Regions from separate parts of the Homo sapiens genome. Here region 1 is linked to region 2. A link is a loop called in an ENCODE intact Hi-C map of the cell type or tissue named here. Cell type or tissue: GM12878. All regions are shown on one strand. Links, peaks and the distances in the headings refer to the core of each region. The heading gives the core; the rest is flanking DNA.

Region 1 (12,253 bases), core at 2,820-10,819, 630 kb after region 2:
TGAACATTCGCAATTAACAAAGCCTCTTTGTTATAAGTTCAGGCCTGCCTTAGATTCTTTTGAAAATGGGGAGAATCTTCTTACATGAGGCTAAGTACATTTGATAAAATGTGCTTTAGGAGCAAGATCTTATGGAGGAGTAGAGCATGATAGTTCACAGGTAAGGATTAGATGGCCCCTGTTTGAGTCCCAAATTTCTGTTTCCTAAGCAAGTTAATTGTCCTTTTAAGCTTCATTAGTTTCATTTGTGAAACAAAATGTAAAATAACAGAATCTACTTCTAAGAGCTGTTAGGAGAATTAAATGAGATAATATGTACCAAGCCTTGCCACAGTGTCTGGCACATAGAGGGGTCTCAACATTACTGGTCATCAGTGTCCCTTTTTACAGAGATCTGTAGAGTTTACAGTAAGAAAAATTACTTTTCTGTTCAGCACTATAACTAGAAAATTTGCAAAAATTTGGAGGAGGAAATGAGATGGAGATACTTCTAGATAGAAGAGCCAGAAAATTATTGCAATGGAAAAGAAAAGATTAACAAAATTGATAGTCATCAAGGTGCTGGAAAGTGAGAAATAAATCAGTAAGTCACTGTCTATCTATGAGCCTCACTTTTATCACTAAGTAAAATAGGGACAATATTTCCTGCTTGGCTCATAAGGAAAATATAAGTATCAGATGATAAAAGAGGAGGCTGTGAAAGTGCTTGGTAAGCACGAAGGGGTGTAAACATATTGCATGAATGCAGGTGTTTAGGAGATGACAAAATGCCATCATTCTCAAAAACCCTGCAAATTACGAAGGACTATTTTTTGACTTCCACAATTTGAGAAGAACAATTTATGTGGAAACCTATAAAACAATCCAGGAGTCCAATGTTTCATGTTGTTTACTGATATGATATGACAGGGAAGGCCTGGGTTGGTCATTGGGCCTAGATTGTGTTCTTTAGTTTTCTGATTGTTTGAACCAGGAACAAACCTAACCCTAACCCTAACCCTAATTCTAACCCTAATTCTAACCCTAACTGAGACTAACTGAGAAGTAGACCCTCTGGGTCTACTAACCCTAACTGAGACTTCATCCCTATGGGTCTACTTCTTTATCTGTAAAATAATTTCTATCTTACAGGGTTGTTTTCAGGACCAAAGACTTGGTAAAAGATCCAAAATAAAATGTCTTAGACGAAGAATCCATTGATTATTTTATTCATTTGAAATGCAGATATTTTGAAAATTAGGTGAGGTAAAGCGTAACAATTCACTGCTCCTCCGCAGGATGGAATATTAGGCCACCCTGACCACTCATGTTTGTGAAGAAAATTTAAAAATATGGGAAAGTTTATGAAATAACAGCAAGTGGGTAAAAAGAACATGCATAGGTGTGCACACACAGAAAGGGAAACTAAGAATATATACACCAAAATGTCTACAGCAATTGTTTCTGATTACTGGAATACAGGTTTTTATTCATTTATTTTTTTTTACTTCTTTAAAGTTTCCTGCCTTTTCCAAATTTTTTAAGTAATATGGACATGTTGCTACTTAGTAGGGAAAAAAATTATTTTACTCTGTGTGTGTGTGTGTGTGTGTGTGTGTGATGACAGGGTCTCACTATGTTGCCCAGGCTGGTCTCCAACTCCTGGGCTTAAGTGATCCTTCTGCCTCAGCCTCCCACAGTGCTGGAATTACAGGCATGAGCTACTGCATCTGGCTGAAAACAGTTATTTTTAAAAAAACAACAAGATAGTGCATGTCGAAGGTGTGCGAACAGTGCCAGGCACACACTGAAGAGGCACTCCCTAGATGTTAGTTGAAGCTGAATGCAGACTCTTAAAAAACAGAAATTGTGGAGGAGGGCTATATGTTCAATGCTCTGCCGTCAGACAGTTGTTCAAAGGAAATGAATAGAAAGACAAGATCCATCAACCGTGCCACCGCTATGAGGCCAGCACATAAGCCCTGAAGTGGATGTTAGGAAAAACCTTGACCCCCTAACCCTGAACGGGTGCTGTGACTACTTCTACATCCTTCAAGACAAACAATTAACAATTAAGCTGCTCTTGTTCTGGGTACAATCAGAACCACGTGAAGGATTTAAAATATCACTGAGATGATATGTTACAGAGCAGCTGGCTGACTGGAGGGTCCTGTAAATGTCACAAAGAAACTTATACCAATAGGGAAGGCAGGAGACAAAAATAATAACAATAATTCCTTGCACTCACGTGACATCTTTCATCTGAAGAGCTCAAAGTATTTTACAGATGTTATATCCATTAAAACTTAGGCAGCAAGCATTATTCTCCCTGGATTACAGATGGGGAAGGAACTGTAATCCTGTCACTTAGACTAAAACTGGAATAAACATGTAATTATCTTTGAGGGGAAATCTTTCTAATGTAACCCTTTCCTTCTGCAGTTTCCTATTGCTTCTGAGTGAGTAGGACAGGTCACATCCTTGGGCCTGGAATATCTGCTGCAGGTATCCAAACACTGAAATGAGATCACCTCTCAGTCTTTTTTTTCCAGACGAAACATATTTAACTTTTCAAGTCTTTCTTCAGGAGCCTAAGCGTCCCTTTTCTCATTTCCCTATAACCTGGGGATGGTTTTCAAGTTGAGTAACTAAAACCAGTGCCTCATGCTTTGGCCCAAATTGATCAGTGACTTTACCTGAATAAGCTGATAGTCTTGAGGTTAGATTTGTGTTTTTGCAGCTGGGCCTTCCACGAAGATACACTGTTTTGATTATGGCATTTTTCTGATAAGGCAGTGACTTCCATTTCCGATTTGCACAATCTTCTTGGTTCCTTTTTTTCTTTGATTTGGAAGTTAATCTTTTAAAAATGTGAAGTAAATTGACAATATTGGAAAGAAGAAAAAATATTTAATTCTGTTGTCTACGTAACAACTATTACTATTTTTGCATATTCCATTTTGTCTTTATTCATATTAATCTTTTACGATTGTCAAAGTAATATTGTATATGTCATTTTGTAGTCTTTAAATTGCATTCTGCTTTTTTAAAATTAATTTTTCTTTTTCTTCACTCTGTGACTCTAGCCAAAGATGCATTCTGCTTTTAAGATCACATTATATTATAAGCATTTTTCTCCACTGCCTCTTACATTAATGACATGTCATTAATATACCACTGGTTATCATTACTGATATATTTAATATTTGGATCTAGCTCTGATCCCTATTAATGTTTGGTTATGATTTAGCTTAATGAAAAACCCTGGCCATTGGCTACAACTCATTTTTTTTTTCTGCTCATAGATTTTAACTTCTTTCCCACCGTTTCCCAAACTGTGTTTTTTTCATGATCTCTATGTTAAGTTGTCTTAGCTTGTAAATTGAGATGGTTTCTCTCTTTTGCCATCATATGAACAAATAAACCTGCATAAACTAGGTTTCCCTCTGTGCCCTACAGGAAGATGGCCTCTTGTCTGTTAAGTCAAAGCACTGAAATTATCTTCTTTAGCCGTTAATAGTCCTTGATCTTTTTCCAGGGTAGGATGTACTTCAGTTACACGGCTGGGAAAGAATTGTTTTTTTAATAGAATGTAGCTCAGTGAAAACTTTGGAATTTAAGTTTTTGGAAAACAACTAAGAAAAGCAAATTTGTCACAAGATTAGTTTCCCCGGGGTGTCTCTCTCCTGCAGCCCTTTGCGTTGTTTACGTTTGCGTGAAGTAGAATGAGGGAGAAAGTGGTTTCAGGACATACCTGACCCGCAGCTCAAAAAACTGGACTGGATTCATCCGTAGAACTGCTTCAGATTATGAAAAAACGAAACCTTTTCAAGTGGGAGATAAAGTAATGGGAAGTGGCTGGAGAAAGGTAGGAATGCAGACAGTAAAACAGCACAGAGTGACTCTGATTAAGATCTTGGGGAATCTGAGACATCAGGTTCTGTTTTACCATGCCCTCCACCTAGTGCCTCCTTCCCTCTCTGCCCATGATTTAGTTCTGGCACTTTCCAGTAACTGCTGTCGTGAAGTAGACCTGGCCCAGTTCACTTTCCATCTCTTATCCTTGAAGGTTTATGGGTAAGGCCTGCCTATCTGCAGGCAGGTTTTGGTTGCTGTGAAGCTGAGACACTGTTCTTGCTGGAGACCACCTGAGAGTAATTAAGCAGCCTCTCCTACCTAGAGCTGAACCAACTGGTTCCAAAATTATATTTTCCTGGAACATCTTGTTGAACTGGAATGCTTTGGCGGTTAAGAAACCACTGCTCACACCTGAACAAATCGGTCTGTTTTTCCTGAAATGTAGTACATGTTCACCTCCTGGCACACTAAGGTAAATGGCAGATCCAATTGTCTGGCTTAAGCAGAATGTGGTGAGATCATTATATCATCATAGAGCCTGAAGCTAAAGATTGCAGAAAATCAAGAGCTGTACTGATTGATTTGTAGTCTAATTATATAAGCAGGCCAGATGAAAAAGTCCAGAAAAAGAAAAGACTAGTGGGCATGTTCAAAAGTATTGGGAAAAGGTGCGTCTACCTCCAACAAGGTTGATTTTCCAAAGAAACAAAGTTTTTGAAATATGAAATAATTCTTTTTTTCTTTTTTTGAGATGGAGTCTTGCTCTGTAGCCCAGGCTGGAGTGCAGTGGCGCGATCTCGGTTCACTGCAAGCTCCGCCTCCCGGGTTCACGCCATTCTCCTGCCTTAGCCTCCCCGAGTAGCTGGGACTACAGGCGCCCGCCACCACACCCGGCTAACTTTTTTGTATTTTTAGTAGGGACGGGGTTTCACCGTGTTAACCAGGATGGTCTCGATCTCCTGACCTTATGATCTGCCCGCCTCGGCCTCCCAAAGTGCTGGGATTACAGGCTTGAGCCACCGTGCCCGGCCGAAATATGAAATAATTCTTACATGGCATGTATAAAACACACACACACACACACACACACACGCACACACACACACACACACACACACACAAACGAAATCTATTGCCTACACCCTACCCCTTCTCTTGGAAAATAAGTAAACTCTTTCAGGATTCAGAGTTCTGGTCCATACTTTCATACCATTATTATTATTTTCCACTTCTTTTTCTCTGGGTAAAAGCCAATAATTCTGTGCTAATTTGTAGGGCAATCTGAGAAAAAGAGAATGTCAGACTTAATTCCAAACAAATGCTTAAAAAGCACTTAACCAAATGTATCTTTGAAAATGTTTTTCCTGTATCTAGATCTAAAGATAATAATTTTTTGGAAAAAAGTACAAAAAAGAAGCTTTTAGGAAGACAAATGTATTAGAACAGGAAAGCATTATTTTTTTCCCTAACACTCCATTTCCAGGGACTGAGTTGGCTTCTTACTTTCTTTTCACTCTGTGGAAAACTGCTCTTGGAATGTTTCAAAGAACCACAGTGAGTGAGTGCCAAGTGCATTCTGGAATTGATACCCTCATCCCCTCCCCGCCCTGGAGAAAGAGTCTCTCTCTTAGCCCATAGAGCCATGCTAGAGAATCCTGGGGACGCCACCTGCAACCAATGGTGAACTGCATGAACTTTGGTGCTCTGGGACTTGACACACTGGCTAGGAATATTAGACACAAAAGCCAAGGCTTTTCAAATACCATGTGGATATATATATTCCTCCAACAGTAAGCAGATAAACACAGCCACAGGAAAACCAGGAGACAAGACAAACTCCTTTTGTGATCTAGCCTCATTTCATTCATGTAAGCTCTTTTGGGTTTTGGCTGATGCCAGCCCACTCTTTTCCTCTGGCTGCCCTCCCCTGCATGGACCCATACATCTCTGCCCCAAATCAATAGAGTGGTACAAATATTAACAATAGCCTCTTGAGCTTTGAGAATTTACTGCTCCCCACCAACCCAGCTTTTTTTCCTGTTCTTGTTGGAAAAAAAATCCATGTCATTAGGAGTCTTGTATTCTTGACAATCATAACTTTAGGAGATATAATAAACCTTTTTGAAGGTTGATCGATTCTGCGATGAAATTTTAGAATGGGGGAAGCTAAACACATGTTTGGCTTTGGATGGTAAATGGAGGTGTAAATATTTACAATGAACAATCAGATTTCCCACGCTCAGAGGTAGGGTTGTCACTCACAGCTCCAATGGTGATTTCTATCAGAGGCAGAGAGAATGGGGATACTACCTCCTCAATGACAACCATTCAATCTGATTCCTTCGTCTGGATCCAAATGACTAATAGAGTAGCTTGCACTCATTGGTTCATTGTATGTGACACTACATGCAATATACAAAATTATGAAAATTAACACAGTGGTATGTGTTTTACACCAAGAAATACAACAGTAGGACTTCAGTACTCCTGGAAATATATCTTTTTTTGTGCTTCTTGCTAGTACATTACTTCAGATGCTAATGTAAGAATGTGCTTATTTCAAGAGACAGTTTTAAAACATAGTTACATTTTATTACTCCTTTAAAAATGCTTCTCACCAATCCCATATCACTGAGAAGTGTGTTGGTCCAATGTTTTATTGAGTGCAGCCCTTGTCCTATTTATGACCCAGGACTGATGCACCAGCCTATAAATGTGATTTCTCTGAAGCAGTGGAGGACAAGTATCTAGCTGCTGTGACAGGAAGACATGTAACACAATAATTTTGCTGCTCTAAAAATGCTTCTGTTGCCGGCATCCCAGATAGGAAGCAAGGCTTCCCATGGATCATGCATTTGCTGGAAAAGCACACCATGTTTTGAAGAAGCTAGTTCTAATTGGTGCGAAACATTTTGAATTGCTGAAGTTCTAATGGACTTGAAAAACCCCCTGGAGAATCGAAGAAAGAACAAAATGATGTAATGGTCTTTAAAAGATAAAAACGGAATGAAAAAAATGCTTTAATTTATTTCAGAAAGATATGTCAACGCTTAGTTTTTGTGGATAAAGTTGCCAGATAAACCTTTCTCAATTTGGGGGTGGGAAATGGAGGGTGGAGGGGGGGAGTAGAATTTTGGGCAGAAAGAGGACTAGCAAACAATTAGTGCCATCTAGTGGTTGTATAGAATAAAGACAGATTGTTTTCGAGAACTGTACTGTAGTATCACAGAAATGTACAAGCAGGCTAAATTACAGTTCTTAGATTAGGCTGGCTTGAGTTTATATCTCCATATATTCACTAATTAATGAACTTCAAGTGATGTGGCAACAGTTGAAATTAGTTTTGATAGTTAAGCCTAAACAGAAAAGAGTTGCACTCTATATAGAAAATAAGCCCTTTGACATGTTTTAATTTGTCATGTTTCAACAAAGTCCAAGTTAAAACTACCATGATATTTCAAAAGGAAAACCTACATCTATTTCAAAGTATGCCAGTGAGAGTTTTCTGTTACCTGGAAACAATAAACACGTTCTAAAGTTAGGCTACTGAACTGAAGGTCTGCTCAAGAAGAGCAGGACAGAATCCAGTGGTCCAGAAATTTGGATGGGAAAAATTTACATCTTTATTTTCACTACTCTAAATCTGAAATTTAGCATTTCCTTCAATCAAGAACGTCAGCTGCAAACCACGGTAGTGTTAGCAATACCTGAGATTTCGACACCAAAAGAAATGAGACATTTTCATGTCATTACATATGCTATTCATCTACTAAATAACAGCAATGATCAGACCCTCACACCAGTTCTTGTTATTTAACAGGTAATAAAGAAGCAAATATGTTATCTTGTTGTACATTTAGTTTTAAAAACATTTAAATAACTATTTTCACAGTAATTTATTCTCTTCGTAATCCTATGTATTTTATTTAAAGCATTATGAGCATTACTCTGACAGGCAGCCTATAGGTTTTGTTAGACTGATGAAGGAGTTCATCTGCGAAAAGGTAGAGAACCCTGATCTAAAGAGATGGCTCAATCATGAAGTTGAAACACACACAGTTTAGTAGTTAAGAGCTCAGTCTCTGAATCCAGTTGCTTGGCTTCAAACCCTACTTTCTGGTTGTATCTTTTACTTAGCCTGCCTGTGCCTCAGCTTACCCATGTACGACACCCATCTCACAGGAGAGATGTGAGGTTTCAATGAATGGACACATGTAAAGTGCTGGAGTGAGCACTCAGCCCTTAGAAGTTCTCAGTGAGTATTAGCTCTCATCATTATTGTCAATGCAATTATTAAGTTTAAAAACTTCTTGCCAAATCATTAAGATAAATGATCTGAATTTGTAATCTAGACTGACAGCAGTTTTGATTAACAAGCATGCTTTGACAAGTATTTTTCATTTAGAAAAAATATTCTTTATACTTTTAGGCTAATATTTGTAATAACCTTAAGAGTGTAATAGCATCCCCACTCTCAGAACCTCAGATAGTTTTAAGTGTTCGATTCAAAGTCATATGGATGAAGTGGCTAGAAAGCAAATTAAAGTATTTTGGTAATTGTTTTTCACTCACTGAATCTTAAAAATCCCAAAGCTTTAGGCATTCTCCAACTGTACTTAAAAGATAAGGCTTTTTAGAAGTCAAGAAGGATCCATATCTAGATGTGTAGACAGATCTAGTTTACAAGACTAAGCTAACCTAATTTGAAGGTTAATCTCTCAGATGGGAGGGAGAAAGAATAAACAGAACATTCATACATATGAACTCATCTGATCTTTACAAAACCTGTGAATCATGTTCTTTTTCCCTACAAAAATATTTTAAGTGTATTGTATGTTTTAAACATTTGAGAAAAGAGGAGTGAACAAGATAAACAAAGTCCCTGCCCTCATGGAGTTTAATTTCCAAAGATGATGAGGAGACAGGTAAGAATGTCCATTTGGCTGATAGAGAAACAAGTGTTAAGGGATAAACAACCCACTCCCTTAAGTTCCCTTAAGGGATAAACAACCCACTCCCTTAAGCTATTGCATCGCAGCAGATTCGAACAGAGTTCTTGCTAATGGCACCCCTTTGATAATTCCGCTACACTTTCAGCTGCCTGCTGGGAAAAGTTCAGGCATGCTTTTGACAGTGAAGGCACAGCAGTAAACAGGCTGCTCCTGCCACATTACAAAAGTGAGTATGACTTTCTTATTTTTGTTTGTCTGGGATGCAATCGGATTTTAGTGGAAAGGCATTGAAATTGACATAAAAAAATCTGTGTTAGGTTCTTAACTTTGCCATTTCTGAGCATATCGCTGATTTTCAGTTTTCTCACCCCCACCCTGGTGAGAATTAGAGGCATCTCTTGAGACTTTTGCAAGGATTAAATAAGCCAATGTTTATGAACATCTAGAAAAGAGGTTGGTCCACAGAAGGAAGGCAATAAATCTGTAGAGATGATGACACTGAGTATCTAGTATTATTTACTTGTGGAATTAACCGAAAAGGCATGGTTAATGCCTCATCTCCCCCTTAGGGAAATAGCTCTAGTCCTTGTTTAACTTTATCTTACTCTCTAATATGGGAATGATAGCATCTGCCAAACAGGGTGGTGATTAAGGATTAGCAATAGACCATAGAATGCACCTAGTACAGTTTCCAGCATAGAACCAGCATTCACGAAATTGTAGCAATCACGATTATTACTGTTTATGAGTCTAATAAAGCACACATTCCTAAGAATGTAAACTGTTAGAAATTTGGATTGAGATACTGTTGATGGTTTTATTACAAAGACTGAAATGTCTTATTCAAAAATCCTGAAAAAAAAAAACCATGGAAAAGACTAGAAAAAACACTAGGAAAGAAGTCAAATTTAAGTATGGGTCATTTTTCCTTTGTCAATTGGGAGTTCATAAGATTTTAAATGCCCCTCCAAAAGCATATCATCACATTTCAATATTTTTCTGGCTTTATATATAATTAGAAATCATGTATATTCTATAGCTCATGAGGTACTGGAGATCTCTAGGAGAGAAAGCATGTTTATGGGGACAAGATTCTTCGGCTGCCTTCACAATTATCTGATAAATGTAGGTCTAGCTTCATCCATGTACCTGCAAAGGACATGAACCCATTCTTTTTTATGGCTGCATAGTATTCCATGGTGTGTATGTGCCACATTTTCTTTATCCAGTCTATCACTGATGGGCATTTGGGTTGGTTCCAAGTCTTTGCTATTGTAAACAGTGCTGCAATAAACATACGTATTCTCAGCAAACTAACACAGGAACAGAAAACCAAACACCACATGTTCTGACGCATAAGTGGGAGTGTAACAGGGAGAATTCATGGACACAGGGAGGGGAACATCACACACCAGGGCCTGTCAGAGGTTGGGGCGCAAGAGGAGGGAGAGCATTGGCATAAATACCTAATGCATGTGGGGCTTAAAAGCTAGATGATGGGTTGATAGGTGCAGCAAACCACCATGGCACATGTATGCCTATGTAACAAACCTGCACGTTCTGCACATGTATTCCAGAATTTAAAGTATAATAACACACACACACACCAAATTAAAAAAAAAAGTATTGTCTAAAGGATGAGCAAAATAAATAATTTTTTTTAAAAAATGTGGGTCTAGCTGGCTGTGGTGGCTCATGCCTGTAGTCTCAGCTTCTTGGAGGCTGAGGTGGAAGGATCATTTGAGATCAGGAGTTTGAGACGAGCCTGGGCAACACAGTGAGACCCCTGTCTCAAAATAAAAATAAAAATAAAAACAAATAAATGCAGGTTCAGCAGGACTAAATATTTAAAACTGAGAGTTTGGCATTGCAGGCACAGACTGTTGTTAAAGGAAGTTAAATGGGAAGGGAGTTCTTCATTTCTAAACATTACTTGAGAAACCAGAATTCAATCTAAAATACCTGGCTTCATGTCCTCTTTACAAAGGTACCTATGCATAGGACTGGATCTAGATTTACTTCCGAACTCAAAGCATGTTGCCCTACAAAGGAGTGGGTTGGTGATAATGAACAAATTATGGGCATCATCCTTTCAAGCTTTCTTTTTGGGTGAAGAGTGATTTTCCTCTCCCAAAACACACAGGCATGCACACTTACACACGCACCCCCTTCAGTATGCCATCAGCTGTTCTAATTATGGGGTAATTGGCAAGATAGAAGCTCAACCTTCATTGCATTCTTCAGGGAGAAACAAGGGGCTTCCTCTGCTAGAGGGAGTTAGTGGCTACATGCTGAGCTATTCTTTTAAATGAAGTGAATTCTGGCTCTGTTTTAAGAAGCTCCTTGGGGCAAAGCCTTGGAGGCAGGGTTCGGGGTTTTATGAGTTGCTCGCTCCAGGATGCAATCAGAGTTCCCACCCCTCCCTCCTGGCTGCTTCCTGGAACTCCCCTCTTCTGGAATCATTGCCTATTTCTGCTCCTTCTGAGCCGCTCCCAACTTAATTAGAGCACTCTTCCCTCCGCACCAGACCCAACAACAGATCTCTTGGTCTCTAATTGTGACTCTGGTTAAATTGCCCAGCGGGAGGTTGGTTGCCCAAAGCCTGCTTCGGTTCTGCTGCGCGTCAGTGCCCCTCCACAGGTGAAAGACGTTACTGCAGTTAACCCTTGAGGTTTAGACTCCATCTTAGGGAAAACATACAATTAAAGCTATCAGAAAATTATGACAGTCAGGCTCACAAGCAGATAGGTTGAAGGAGAAGGAGAAAGAGGAAGAGGAGAGAAAAGCAAGAGGAGGAGGAGGCAGAAAGGAAGGGCATATTGTAAAGTTTGGAGTAACTGTTTTTATTTGAATCTTAAACATAGGTAATTATGTTGAAAAAGATACTGCTTAGGCAATTTTTGTTTCAGTGGATTAAGAAACACCAAATAGTTTATTCAATTGTTCAGAGTAGGAGCATCTTTCAATCCTCATCCTCTAGTTAATTGCACAATTCTGCATTTTTACGTGGTGTGGAGGGTGTAAGCATACTCATCAGAGCTTCTGACATACACTCACAGTAACACAACAAGAACCAGGTTCTCCTTATGCCTGGGTGCCCCTTGGCTGTAATTTGGGTGCCTTGGAGAGTTGCATAATGTCCCTTGCCCAACACTACAGTTGATCAGTCAATCACAGGGGTTTCAGTTACATTAATTCTTGTACATGTTCTGTGTGTACATCATCTATATTTCAACACAGTCAGATGAACCTCACAGGCCTTAGCAATCCATTGCATACTCAGGTGATTTTGGTGGAGGTAGAGTTTTGCAGGCCCCTGGATCCTTAGGAAAAAGCTAAGAAGGCAAATTGGTCTTTGGCACCTTCTCCAATGCTCTGAAGGGCTCCCTGCCCACACCTTCTTTAAAGACCTTTGGGAACCAAAATGATTTTTTGTCTGTACCAGTCAAGGCTGCCACTTTACA
Region 2 (12,253 bases), core at 1,392-9,391:
CATGCCATGGTGCCCCGCTAATTTTTAAAATTTTTAGTAGAGATGAGGTCCAGCTTTGTTGCCAGTCTGGTCTCGAACTCCTGGGCTCAGGCATTCCTCCTGTCTCAGCCTCCCAAAGTGCTAGGAATACAGGTGTGTGCCACCACACTTGGCCAACTCCTCAGTATTTTTATCAACATGGTCTTCACCCTCCTCCCTCAACTGGATTCTCCCAAACATGCAGCTTTTTAAAATAAAATGAGTCTAATTAAGAGTCAGAATCAACAAGGAATGCAAATAAATCAGCAAGAACAAAACAAACAATCCCATCAAAAAGGGCTAAGGACATGAATAGACAATTCTGAAAAGAAGATATACAAATGGTCAACAAACATATGAAAAAATGCTCAACATCACTAATGATCAGGGAAATGTAAATCAAAATCATAATGCGATACCACCTTACTCCTGCAAAAATGGCCATAATCAAAAATTCAAAAAATAATAGATGTTGGTGTGGATGCAGTGAAAAGGGAACACTTTCACACTGCTGGTAGGAATGTGAACTAGTACAACCGCTAGGGAAAACTGTAGACATTCCTTAAAGAACTAAAAGTAGAACTACCATTTGATCTAGCAATCCCACTACTGGGTATCTACCCTGAGGAAAAGAAGTCATTATACGAAAAATATACTTGCACACACATGTTTATAGCAGAACAATTTGCAATTGCAAAAATATGGAACCAGCCCAAATGCCCATCATTGAGTGGATAAGGAAATTGTGATATATGTATATAAACATCATGGACTACTACTTAGCCATAAGAAGTAATGAAATAATGGCATTTTCAGCAACCTGGATGGAATTGGAAACCATTATTCTAAGTGAAGTAACTCAGGAATGGAAAACCAAACATCGTATGTTCTCACTCATAAGTGGGAGCTAAGCTATGAGGACACAAAGGCATTAAGAATGATGCAATGGACTTTGGGGACTCGGGGGAAAGAGTGGAAGAGGGGTGAGGGATAAAAGACTACATATTGGGTGGAGTATACACTGCTCCAGTGATGGGTGCACCAAAATCTCAGAAATCACAACTAAAGAATTTATTCATGTGACCAAACACCACCTGTTCCCCAAAAACCTACTGAAATAAAAAAAAAATAAGTCTATAGCAGAATAGCAGAATATATATAAAACAGCTAGCTGCAAAAAAAAAGCTTTTGCTATAGAAACTGATGCTTATGTGAACTGAACATAATGAGGACACTTATCATACAGAAATGTTCATCTATCTGTAAACTCTGATATGACTTGTCATCAAAGAATTGCTATGCTATAATTGGCTGGCACAGAGAAATAGATTCATTATAGAGTATTAGAAACTTTATTTTGAAAATTGGATTTTACTTGTAGTGCAATAGCAGTATTCTTGAAAGTAATCAATTCCTATTCTAGTGGAAAATGTAGTCATTTCATAAATAAAAGGAATACCAGAAACAAAACTCAAATAACATCTACAGGATTATTGTTTCAGGAAGTTCTTACTCAAAGCCACTTCCCTTGCATTAGCACCTCAATCAATAACAAGAAACATTGCTTAAAGTAAGCTAATAGTTGTAGTTATTTTATGTACATACCAACAGTGTGGATGGCTTTCCTATAGGTCATTAGGCCAAAATTGTACTGAAAAACTCCCCTGGCATGAAACAGGGGCAAAGCAAACCCCATGATCTTCTGCAGTTTATTCTGAACAGTTCTAATCCATGATCCTTCAGGGTTGTCAGTTTGTTTAAACAGTTCATTTTCACCAAAAGAAACCACTGGGACCAGAGAGGCGCTGCAATAACAAAGGGGACGGGTGAGAATTTTCAATGAAAAGGATTCAAATAATTTATTCTGTTTAGCTGACTCTTGCAACAACTTCTGAAAAATTTTTTAAATGTGCCCAAGCCTTCCTATATTGCTAACTTCACGTTCATTGAAACTGTCTTAAACTTGACATTCTTTAGGGAGGAATTTCAGCAGGCTAGCCATTGACAGGATTTTATTCTATAGAAAATTAGGGTTCCAGGAAACTTCTCTTTTATCTATAGCTTTGGCCACTGTTGATTTGGCTGGAAAATTACACTGTATATATAGAATGTTGGTTTTTGTTGTTGTTCTCGTTGTTTTGCTTTTAGAGTTAAGTTTAATTGCTGAATGTCATGGCATTGAGCTACTGTAGTAAAAAGGTCATATTCCATTCCCCAAGAACATCCACACCTGCTTTTACTGTCAGATCGATTTGGAGGAGGTCTTTAAGGGCTAGAAAATCACCTTACTTCTTCGTGGTTTGTTTAATAATGTCTTAACTTTTCTGACCCCCTACTTTATACAAAAAGCCACTTACCCATGGGTCAAAGCAATTTTAACAAATCCTTTCCGCTGGCGGATGAACAGAGTGAACTTTCCAGGATGAGCATCCAGTGATTCTTTTGCACCCCCAAGGACAATGACAGAGATGTTTCCACCTCCCTCCTTGCTTACCATGTAGGACACACTTTTCTTGGAAACTGAAACCAGCCCTTAGTGAATAAAACAAAAAGTAACTAGTTATCCTTTTCTAACAATATTACAATGTTTTATCATAATATTCCATGACAATAGTAAACATTTAACAAAATTTCCTACACTGCTTACCTTTGGAGCACTTTGTAAGTTTGTAATTTTTCATAGCCAAATCTTTAGTAATGTATTCTATTAATAAGTTAACATCTTGGCAGGTAATGGGCTAGGTCTTTAAAATGTCATTCAGTCATTACTAGGTCTACCACTTGTTTGTTTAGGTAGGTTGTGCACTACTGAACTCTAGAGGACACCATTTATATTGCATTCTAAGTAAAAGGATCCCCTGCCCCTGGAGTTGTTCAGTGCACAACCTGCACAGCTGTATGTGGTGGCCTTGATATTTATCATGGCGAATTTTTACACAGAACCAAAAAGTATATTCTCCAAGAGGCTGCAGTGGATTTTCTGAATATATAATGGCCTGTTTTCAGATATTCTATATGGATCATTATTTTCCAAACCTGGATTTATAATATAAATGTGATATCGTTTGACTGTGCCCCCACCTAAATCTCACCTTGAATTGCAACTCCCACAATTCCTTCATGTCGTGGAAGGGACCAAGTTGGAGGTAACTGACTCGTGGGGGCAGGTCTTTCTCATGCTGTTCTCGTGATAGTGAATAAGTCCCATGAGATCTGATTGTTTCATAAAGAGGAGTTTCCCTGCACAAGCTCTCTCCTTGCCTGCCGCCACCCATGTAAGACGTGACTTGCTTCTCCTTGCCTTCCACCATGATTATGAGGCCTCCCCAGCCATGTAGAACTGTAAGTCTTTCAAACCTCTTTTTCTTCCCAGTCTTGGATATGTCTTTATCAGCAGTGTGAAAATGAACTAATACAAAATGGTTAAAAAAAAAAAAAAAAAAAACAAGACATTTGACAACCTAGATCACTTGCCAGATCTCTACATGTTTCCAATAAGTATAGTCTGACTTTGGTAAATTGTTCATTTAAAACAGTTAGATAATTGTTCGGTCTGTATTTCAGGCTTTCCCATGTAAAAATAACTTAAAAGATTCCTTTTCAGATTTCACATGTTCTACATACTCTTGGAGGAAAATATAGGAAAGAATAAAGACAAACATACAAACCAGTCTTGAACTACATTTCAGAAATAATCACTTTTTAATGTCTTATGTTTCTTTCCATTCTGGGTTTTATCCATTTTTATTTAGTCATAACAGAAAGTGTTAGACAGTCTTTATAAAGACATAGCATATCTCATCACTTGAAGAAAATGATATGCTAATTTTACTCTGGGTTTCTATTATGGGAGGAATTATGACAGGATTCTGAATGACCAACTGCCCTCTTAAGAGGCAGAGGATGCTGGGTTAGAGGTAGAGAGCCTGAGCCTGCCTAGATGGGTTTGAACCTTCACTGAGGTCAAGACATGCCATTCTGCTCTGTGTGAACCTGAGTGAGAGTTGGGTGCATCTCTTCCACCAGGAAGAGGGCCTCTTGGGTTTCCACACCCCTGGCTCTCCTAGCTTGCCTCTGGCCACTCCTCCGTTTTCCCTCAGGCTCCTTGTCTTCAGGCCATCCTTCAATGCTGCTATTTCTTAGGGGTCCTTCCTTATCTCTCTTGTCCTCTAACCTCATCTACACCCATGGATTCAACTACCATTTATGTATGCTGAGTTCTCCCAAATCCATCTGTCAGGAGATCTTCCTCCTGAGGTTCCAGGCCCATATCTCCAAATGCCCAATTGACAGCTCTACAGTGACAGCTCTAAGACACCTCAAACTACACGTCTCCAAACCGAATGCATTAAATTCTCCCTTAAAGTTGTCCCTCTTCCAACATTATTTATCAAGGTGAATGGGACCATCATCTATCTGGTCAAAACACAGCTTCTTCCATATGTAGCCACATTCTCCTTTCTTAGCCACCACATTGACTGATCATTCATTCATTTAAAAGCATTTATTGAGCACCTGCTACTGGCCAGGTACTGGGCTAAGTATTGATAATAATGACAAAATAGTTACTGACTTCATGAGGATGAATCAATCATTAAGTCTTAGAGACTGTATCAAATATTTTTGATATTAATCTCCTCTTCTGTATCTCCAGTGCCATTGCCACTGTTAGCATAGCCCTTATCACCTCTCCCTTCATCACTCAACAGGCCGCTTCCATCATCAGTCTCCAGGCCTACCTGCCTGTAACCACGTTCCAAGCTGCTGCCTGAATTATCTTTCTATCACACCAAATCCATCAGATCCCTCCTTTGCTCAAAATCCCTCCAAGTTCCCCATGGCTTATCTACAAAATAAAATCGAAAGTCCTCTGTATGGTATATAAGGCTGTTGTGATCTGATTCTGTTACCTGTCCAGCCTTAAGGGGTAAACAGAAAGAAGTATGAACCTGAAACGCAGTTGGCTCTGGCTGACACCTGATAGGTATAGATACACCCAAAATGGGACAAGAGGAATGGGTTGGAGGTGGGATTTAAAAGGACTTACAGATGCAGAATCCTATTGGGTAAGAGCAAAACAGACTGCTGTCAACAAAGGCCCTCTGAAGCCCTATGGTTCCTTACTACGTGAGGTCTGGTGCCTATGTCTGTCAGTCTTTCACACCCAGAGAGGCAGCCGCTTGGGCAGGCACAGTGGAGAGGGGCAGCCTTGGACCAAGGGCTGTCCTAGGAAGCTGGTTCTGGGAAGTATAGATAATTCTTTAGACTTAGAAACAAGGATAGTCCAAACCTCCACTGGCTGAAAGTTTGAGTATTTCTATTTACCTTTTAAGGAACTGAAGGTTGTACCACAGAAAACTATTCATGATGTCAGAAACCAGTGATTGCTGGGCGCAGTGGTGCATGCCTGTAATCCCAGCGCTTTGGGAGGCCGAGCTGGGTGGATCACCTGAGGTCAGGAGTTCTTGACCAGCCTGGCTAACATGGTGAAACCCCGTTTCTACTAAAAATACAAAAAATTAGCCTGGCATGGTGGTGCAAGCCTGTAATCCCAGCTGCTTGGGAGGCTGAGGCAGGAGAATCACTTGAACCAGGGAGGCAGAGGTCGCAATGAGCCAAGATCACGCCATTGCACTCCCCAGCCTGGGCAACAAGAGCGAAACTCCGTCTCAAAAAAAATAAAATAAAATAAAATAAAAAATAAATAAATAAAAAGAAACCAGGGATTGCAAACAGCTTTCCTCTCCAAAGCCAACTCTAGTAAACTGCAGTGGCTGTAGGGGCACTATACGGAGAAAGACTCTAAGATGGAGTATATGTGTCTGATAAGGCTATGGAGAAGGGGGTACCTACATCTCTTGTCCATGAATTTGCCAAACCTGCTCTTAACTATACGACTCAAACTCACTGCGGCAATGCTTTGAATAAGCAAACATTACACTTTAAATATGTTTCTGTGCTTTTGTGAAATTTAAACATTTTTCTCTGTAATTGTCTTCCTTTTATAAAACTCTAACACAATGTATACAAAACAAGGAAGAGAAGTAATTCCCCCCCAACCCCACTTTCGGTGGTTAAGAGGGGGATAGTGCACCCTCTGCAGGCCAGATGCCGGATCTTCCGGTAGCTTGGAGGGTTTAGTGCGCCCTCTAGTGTGCCCTCGGGACCAGGCTGGACTTTGAAAACAACCTGAAAACTCAGCGGTGAATTCTGGTACCTGGGTGCTTAGTGATATGCTACCAGGTATATAATGACAGTAGTGACTTGAGAGATTAATAGGACGTAATAAAAGTCTAGAGGACCATGAACAATTCTTTTTTTTCTTTCTTTCTTTTTTGAGACGGAGTATCGCTCTGTCGCCCGGGCTGGAGTGCAGTGGCAAAATGTTGGCTCACTGCAACCTCCACCTCCTGGGTTCAAGCAGTTCCCCCACCTCAGCTTCCTGAGTAGCTGGGATTACAGGCGCCCACTACCATGCCCTAATTTTTGTATTTTTAGTAGAGACGGGGTTTCACTATGTTGGCAAGGCTGGTCTCGAACTCCTGACCTCAAGTGATTCACCCCACCTCGGCCTCCCAAAGTGCTGAGATAACAGGTGTGAGTCACTGCCCTCGTCTCTTTTTATTTATTTTTTTAATTGTGATTGGGTCTCTCTCTGTCACCCAGACTGAAGTGCAGGGGCACCATCTCCGGTCACTGCAGCCTTGACCTCCCAAGCTCAGGTGATCCTTCCACCTCAGCCTCCTGAGTAGTTGGGACTACAGATGTGTGCCACCATGCCCAGCTAATTTTTGCATTTTTTGTAGAGACAGGGTTTTGCCATGTGGCCCAAGCTGGTCTCAACCTCCTGGGCTCAAGAGATCTGCCCGCCTCAGTCTCCTAAAGTGCTGGGATTACAGGCGTGAGCCACCGCGCCCGGCCTGGACTCTTATTTCTGAGCCAAGTTATTTTTCATCTAGGAAGACAGCAAGTTGAATATGCTTAGTTTTATCACTGCTGTTACTTCAAGACACAATGAAAGACATTTTCCATTTCTAGTATTCGTAACAGCATGCATGGTGCCTCTCCAAGGGTGTGATTTGTCACTTACTTGATCCCTGATTTCTTTTTCTACATCTGAATACACAAACTGCATTCATTACTTTATTTGATCATTGTGTTAATATTCATTGAACATTTCTATGTTCCAGGCACCATGCTGGATACTTGGGATGGAACAGAAAAGAAGACACAGTTTGTGTTTCTGCCACTTACAGTCCAGTGGGGGAGGGCAGGAAACACCCAGACACCATAGGAAGTGCCAGATGAGGATAAAACAGGTTTTACTCTAAGAGACCATAAACACACATGGGCCTGGGAGGGAATGTTCTGTGTGCTCCTGCTACCCCAAAGCACTGTGGAAACAGTGATCTGCCATCACTTACCAACACTCATCACATATTCTCGAAAGACAGGACACCAGAACCAAAGTGGCAGCACGTGAAGATATGAAGTAAAGCCAGGAAACAGGTCCTTGAAGTCAGAATAATTTACAGAAAAATTCCCAAAGGCTCCAACTGCCATTATTCCATGGGGGTGAAACCCAAATATATAGTTGTGACTTGGATCCAAATCTTGAGTTTTGATAAGCTACAGCACATTCATATTGAGATTTTAAAAAAAAGAAACTTCCCTTATTATTTTCCAATGAGAAACAAAAGGACTAGTTTTTATGTCAAGAGAAAATGGAGAACATGACTCATTTTTGTTCCCTGGGTTGGAGCTGTTTCCAAATTTCTAAACTATCTTCTGAGCCCAGATCCCTTTATATATAGCCTTCTAGATTTTGTCAAGTCAGCTTACAGTTCATTTAGTAATTGGAACCAAATTGCAGCCTTTCTCCCTGCTATGGTTTGAATGTTTCCCTCAAAAGTAAGTGTTTAAAAACTTAATCCCCAACGCAACGGTGTTGGGAGGTGGGGCCTAATGAGAGGTAATTAGGAATGAAAGCAGAGTGAATGGATTAACGCCATTATCACAGAAGTGGGTTTGTTATCTTGGGAGTGAGTTCCTTATAAAGGAATGAATTCAACCCCCTCTTGCTCTTTTTTGCCCTCTCCTGCCCTTCTACCTTGCGCTATGGGCTGATGCAGCAGGAAGGCTCTTGCCAGATGCCAGCATCTTTGGTATCTTGCCAGATCCCAGCCTCCACAACTGTGAGAAAAAAATTTGTTTTCTTTATAAATTACCTAGTCTTTGGTATTCTGTTACAGCAGCACAAAACAGACTAAGACATCCCCTCTGAAAAAGAAGCTTGAGATATATGTGATGAAAACAAATTTCCACTCTTCTCCTAAATCAAAATAATACTTTATAAAACAACTGTACTCACATGAATTGGAAAATAGTCCTTAAAGTGTTTCCAAAGAGTCCAATTTTTGATCCAGCTGGATCTCCTGCCTCCTCGCTCTGGGGTATGCCAGTCAAAGTAAAGCCACATCAAATAAGGGATGTAAAGGAACAAATAGTTGTGTATGATCAGCATCACAGTGATTCCAATGGACATCGGCCCTGTAAGAAAAGAAAAAGTCTCATGGAATCAGTCTGTTAGTATCTGCTCACTGCAGTGGCCCATGGCAGGGGGATTAATACATATAAGATATGTCAAACTGAGCCTCAGTTCAGGTAAGGTAATATAACAAGACAGTAATGACACAGTATTATTTAACATTTATTGGGTGTTTACTATATGCCAAGCATCGTGTTATGGACCCTGCCAAGGTATTTTTATTTAATCGTCGTATAGCCACATACCAATAAAGTAGCCACAGTACTCTTTATTTTTGAAGGGGGAGGTGGAAGGAATCGGTAGAGGAAACACTGAGCCATAATGTTCTTTTTAAAAAAGAGAGAATGGAAGCTTATCGAAGGGTTAAGTGAGTTGCCCAAGCCACACAGCATATAAGTGGTTGATCTGTCTGATGTTAAGGTCTAACTACTTAGTCATAGCTTTACATTGGCTCCCCTATGTGAACATATGGAAGAATCATCACCGACAGGAGGGATGTAGAGAATTTCCTACTACAGAAAATTCCATCTTCCTACCTTGACCAAGCAGCCATTATTCATGTGCCCACAAAGAGGGCACATTCTAGCAACAAACTTCATTTTCAGGAACTCTACTGTCAGAGACAGAAATAGCAAAGGTGGGACTCTTCAGATCTTAGCATGCATCACTTCTTGCAACATGTGATAATGAGAGAGCAATCCTAATTGTTTATGCACCTAATAACATAGCTTCAAAATACACGGGGCAAAAACTGTCAAAACTTGACTTGGGTTGTAGTGACAAGAATGGTTACCTTCAAGTAACACATGAAGCTCAGCTATACATTTTTTAAATGTCTATGTTATATACTACAATTAAAAAATTATGAAAAGAGAAACATGCTAACAAGAGAATGTTCATGAAGACATAAACCCTGGCACATAGCAAATCTTCACTAAATGTCAGCTACTATGACTTTAAGGAATGCCGTTGCTGCTTTCTCTTCTATAACACACTGCAGTCTCCAATCTAGGGTTCATTTCCACCCCCAAACTCTTATCTACTGCCAATCAACTTTGTTAAAGACAACCCTGTCCCCAAATGATCCACCAAAGTATCTGAGAAATAGCGTTTAATCTGTTATTGAAATATATACATATATACTGACATACATGTTTTACCAAAAACAACATTTATATATATTTTTTCTTTCTTTCTTGTTCTTTCTTTTTTTTTTTTTTTTTTTTTTTTTTGAGATGGAGTCTCACTCTGTTGCCCACACTAGAGTGCATGGGTGCAATCTTGGCTCACTGCAGCCTCTGCCTCCTGGGTTCAAGCGATTCTCCTGCCTCAGCCTTCCAGGTAGCGAGGATTATAGGCGCGCACCACCACGCCCAGCTAATTTTTGTATTTTTTAGTAGAGACAGGGTTTTGCCATGTTGGCCAGGCTGGTCTCAAACTCCTGACCTCAAGTGATCCACCCGCCTCAGCCTCCCAAAGTGTTGGGATTACAGGTGTCAGCCACAGCACCTGGACTATTTATATTTCTTGATACATATAAATCAATAAATTTCTCAGATATATCATTGAACCCAGTCAGGAAACTGACTTGCTGCTCTCTCCAGAGTTGGTTAAAGGTTGAAAGACTGGATGAAAGGTTAAGGTAGCATGTGTCCTCCACACCTCTGTGGGGTATCCTGTTACCTTCTGGACCCACCAGAAAAGCTTCCATGAGTCCAAAGCATGCTGTAAAGAGTGCCCTCTGCCCTCATTCCTACCAGGATCATTCCATTTTGCTTCCTCTGCTTTCTTCTATCCAGATCTGAGTACTGATGATTTGCCACTATTGGTTAGTTTTCTGTTTATTTTGGTAAGATGTGCAAAAAAATGACAGGAAACATGTGGGCCTCATTCTTTTGTACTCAAAGTTTGATCAGATAAGCTACAGTGAAATAGGGCAGGGAAAGAATAGTTATTGAGTGGAGAACGATTATCCTTCACTGTATATAGGGCATCTCATTTATTCCTCTTTGAAACCCCAAGGTACACGTTATTGCCCCATTTTACAGTTGTAGAAACTGAGGCTCAGGGAATTTGAGCGTCCAAAGGATTTGCAGCTGGATCTGCCTAATCCTTAAATCCATGCACTTTTTCACAAAGCCACGCTATCCTCCAGCTAATGGTAATAACACTGTAGACTAACTTATTACAGGTGCTTAAGCAGGTTCGTAAGCATAAAGAAGCAGGCAAGTGGGAGGTTCTGTTTTCCTTTCTACAAAGATGGAAAAACTGACACCAAAAGCAAACTGACCTAATTTTAATCATAGAGTGAGCCAGGAACAGATCCAAAAATAATGTCCCCAAGCTACTAATTCAATATTTCACTAACCGAACCCCGGCTACCTGAATACATGCTGCATATCTCTTTAATGCTCATTACATGTTTTACATCAAAAGAAGAAAACACAGCCGGGCACAGTGGCTCGTGACTGTAATCCCAGCACTTTGGGAGGCTGAGGTGGGTGGATACCTGAGGTCAGGAATTTGAGACCAGCCTGGCCAACATGGAGAAACCCTGTCTCTACTAAAAATACAAAAATTGGTGGGGTGTGGTGGTGGGTGCCTGTAATCCCAGCTATTTCGGAGGTTGAGGCAGGAGAATCGCTTAAACCCAAGAGACGGAGGTTGTAGTGAGCCGAGATCGCACCATTGCACTCCAGGCTGGGCAACAAGAGAGAGACTCCTCTCAAAAAAAAAAAAAAAAAAAAGAAGAAGAAGAAAACACTATAAAAACTAGGTAACTAGATAACGTCTATTTTTTATTTTCTATACATGCTGCATATCTCTTTAATGCTCATTACATGTTTTGCATGTATAATAGTTAAGATGTAGGTCTGGAATGGAACTGCTAATTGGAATTTGCCACTGTCTAGCTTCCTGACCCGGGACAAATTCTATGAGCTCTTGATCTTCAATTCCATTGCCAGTAAAATGGGCTTATGACAGCTCCTGTTTCCAAATGCCACAAAGGGAATAAATAACATGAGGGTGTACAGTTCCTGGCACAGAACTGGTATTCATCAAATGTGAGCCACTGTTATAATAACTTTCTTTACTATTACACATTTGGAGACTGCAAAATGTAGCTGCAGATGGGACATGAGGCAAGTTCCTGTCACTCAACAAAAATTACTCTTAAAATTTTCCTTTTGGCCTTTTTTCCCCTATGAACAGGTTATGTTTCTTTAATATGGCTGACCACACATTTTTAAATATTCTGTATTTTATCACAATTATTTCACATTAGCTGTTTGGTATTACAATGTTATTTTTAACGACTGATCAATATTCTATTGATTACCAGTGCTAATTCAACCATTCTCTTCATTTTAAATATCTGTGATTCTAACAATTTTTCTCTATAAATGTAATCTTGCATAAAGTTTGCCCACATTTTGATTTACTTCCATAAGATAATAAGAAGTAAAATACGGCTGGGCACGGTGGCTCACGCTTGCAATCCCAGCACTTTGGGAGGCCGAGGCAGGTGGATCATGAGGTCAGGCGTTTGAGACCAGCCTGGCCAACATGGTGAAACCCCGTCTCTACTAAAAATACAAAAATTAGCTGGGCGTGGTGGCAGGCACCTGTAATCCCAGCTACTTGGGAGGCTGAGGCAGGAGAATTGTTCGAACCTGGGAGGCGGAG

The links. Hi-C counts contacts between places; a loop is a spot of excess contacts. Peaks named below come from ENCODE experiments on the same cell type or tissue, not always from the same donor. Only the 100,000 strongest peaks of a DNase experiment are listed, where the experiment ranks them.
Region 1: it touches region 2 in a loop (4-fold over the local background); 4 of 110 quality-filtered maps call a loop at or near these places.

What each region holds. Positions count from the first base shown.
Region 1 is chr2:222,052,187-222,064,439 of GRCh38, reverse strand. No RefSeq gene overlaps it. Among named protein-coding and RNA genes, the nearest start is that of CCDC140, 240 kb to the left of the region's middle. RefSeq lists an enhancer at 10,829-11,590. In GM12878, for the core only: a CTCF peak has its summit at 7,017 (motif pointing left); no DNase peak of the experiment used is centred there; H3K27me3 peaks cover 120 bases.
Region 2 is chr2:222,684,659-222,696,911 of GRCh38, reverse strand. MOGAT1 (monoacylglycerol O-acyltransferase 1) reads right to left here. Exons shown (of 6, transcript NM_058165.3): 2 at 8,390-8,568; 3 at 7,443-7,647; 4 at 2,376-2,550; 5 at 1,624-1,823. Among named protein-coding and RNA genes, the nearest start is that of MOGAT1, 19 kb to the right of the region's middle. RefSeq lists a silencer at 8,099-8,301. In GM12878, for the core only: CTCF peaks have their summits at 2,833 and 6,140 (motif pointing left); a DNase peak (open chromatin) is centred at 6,102.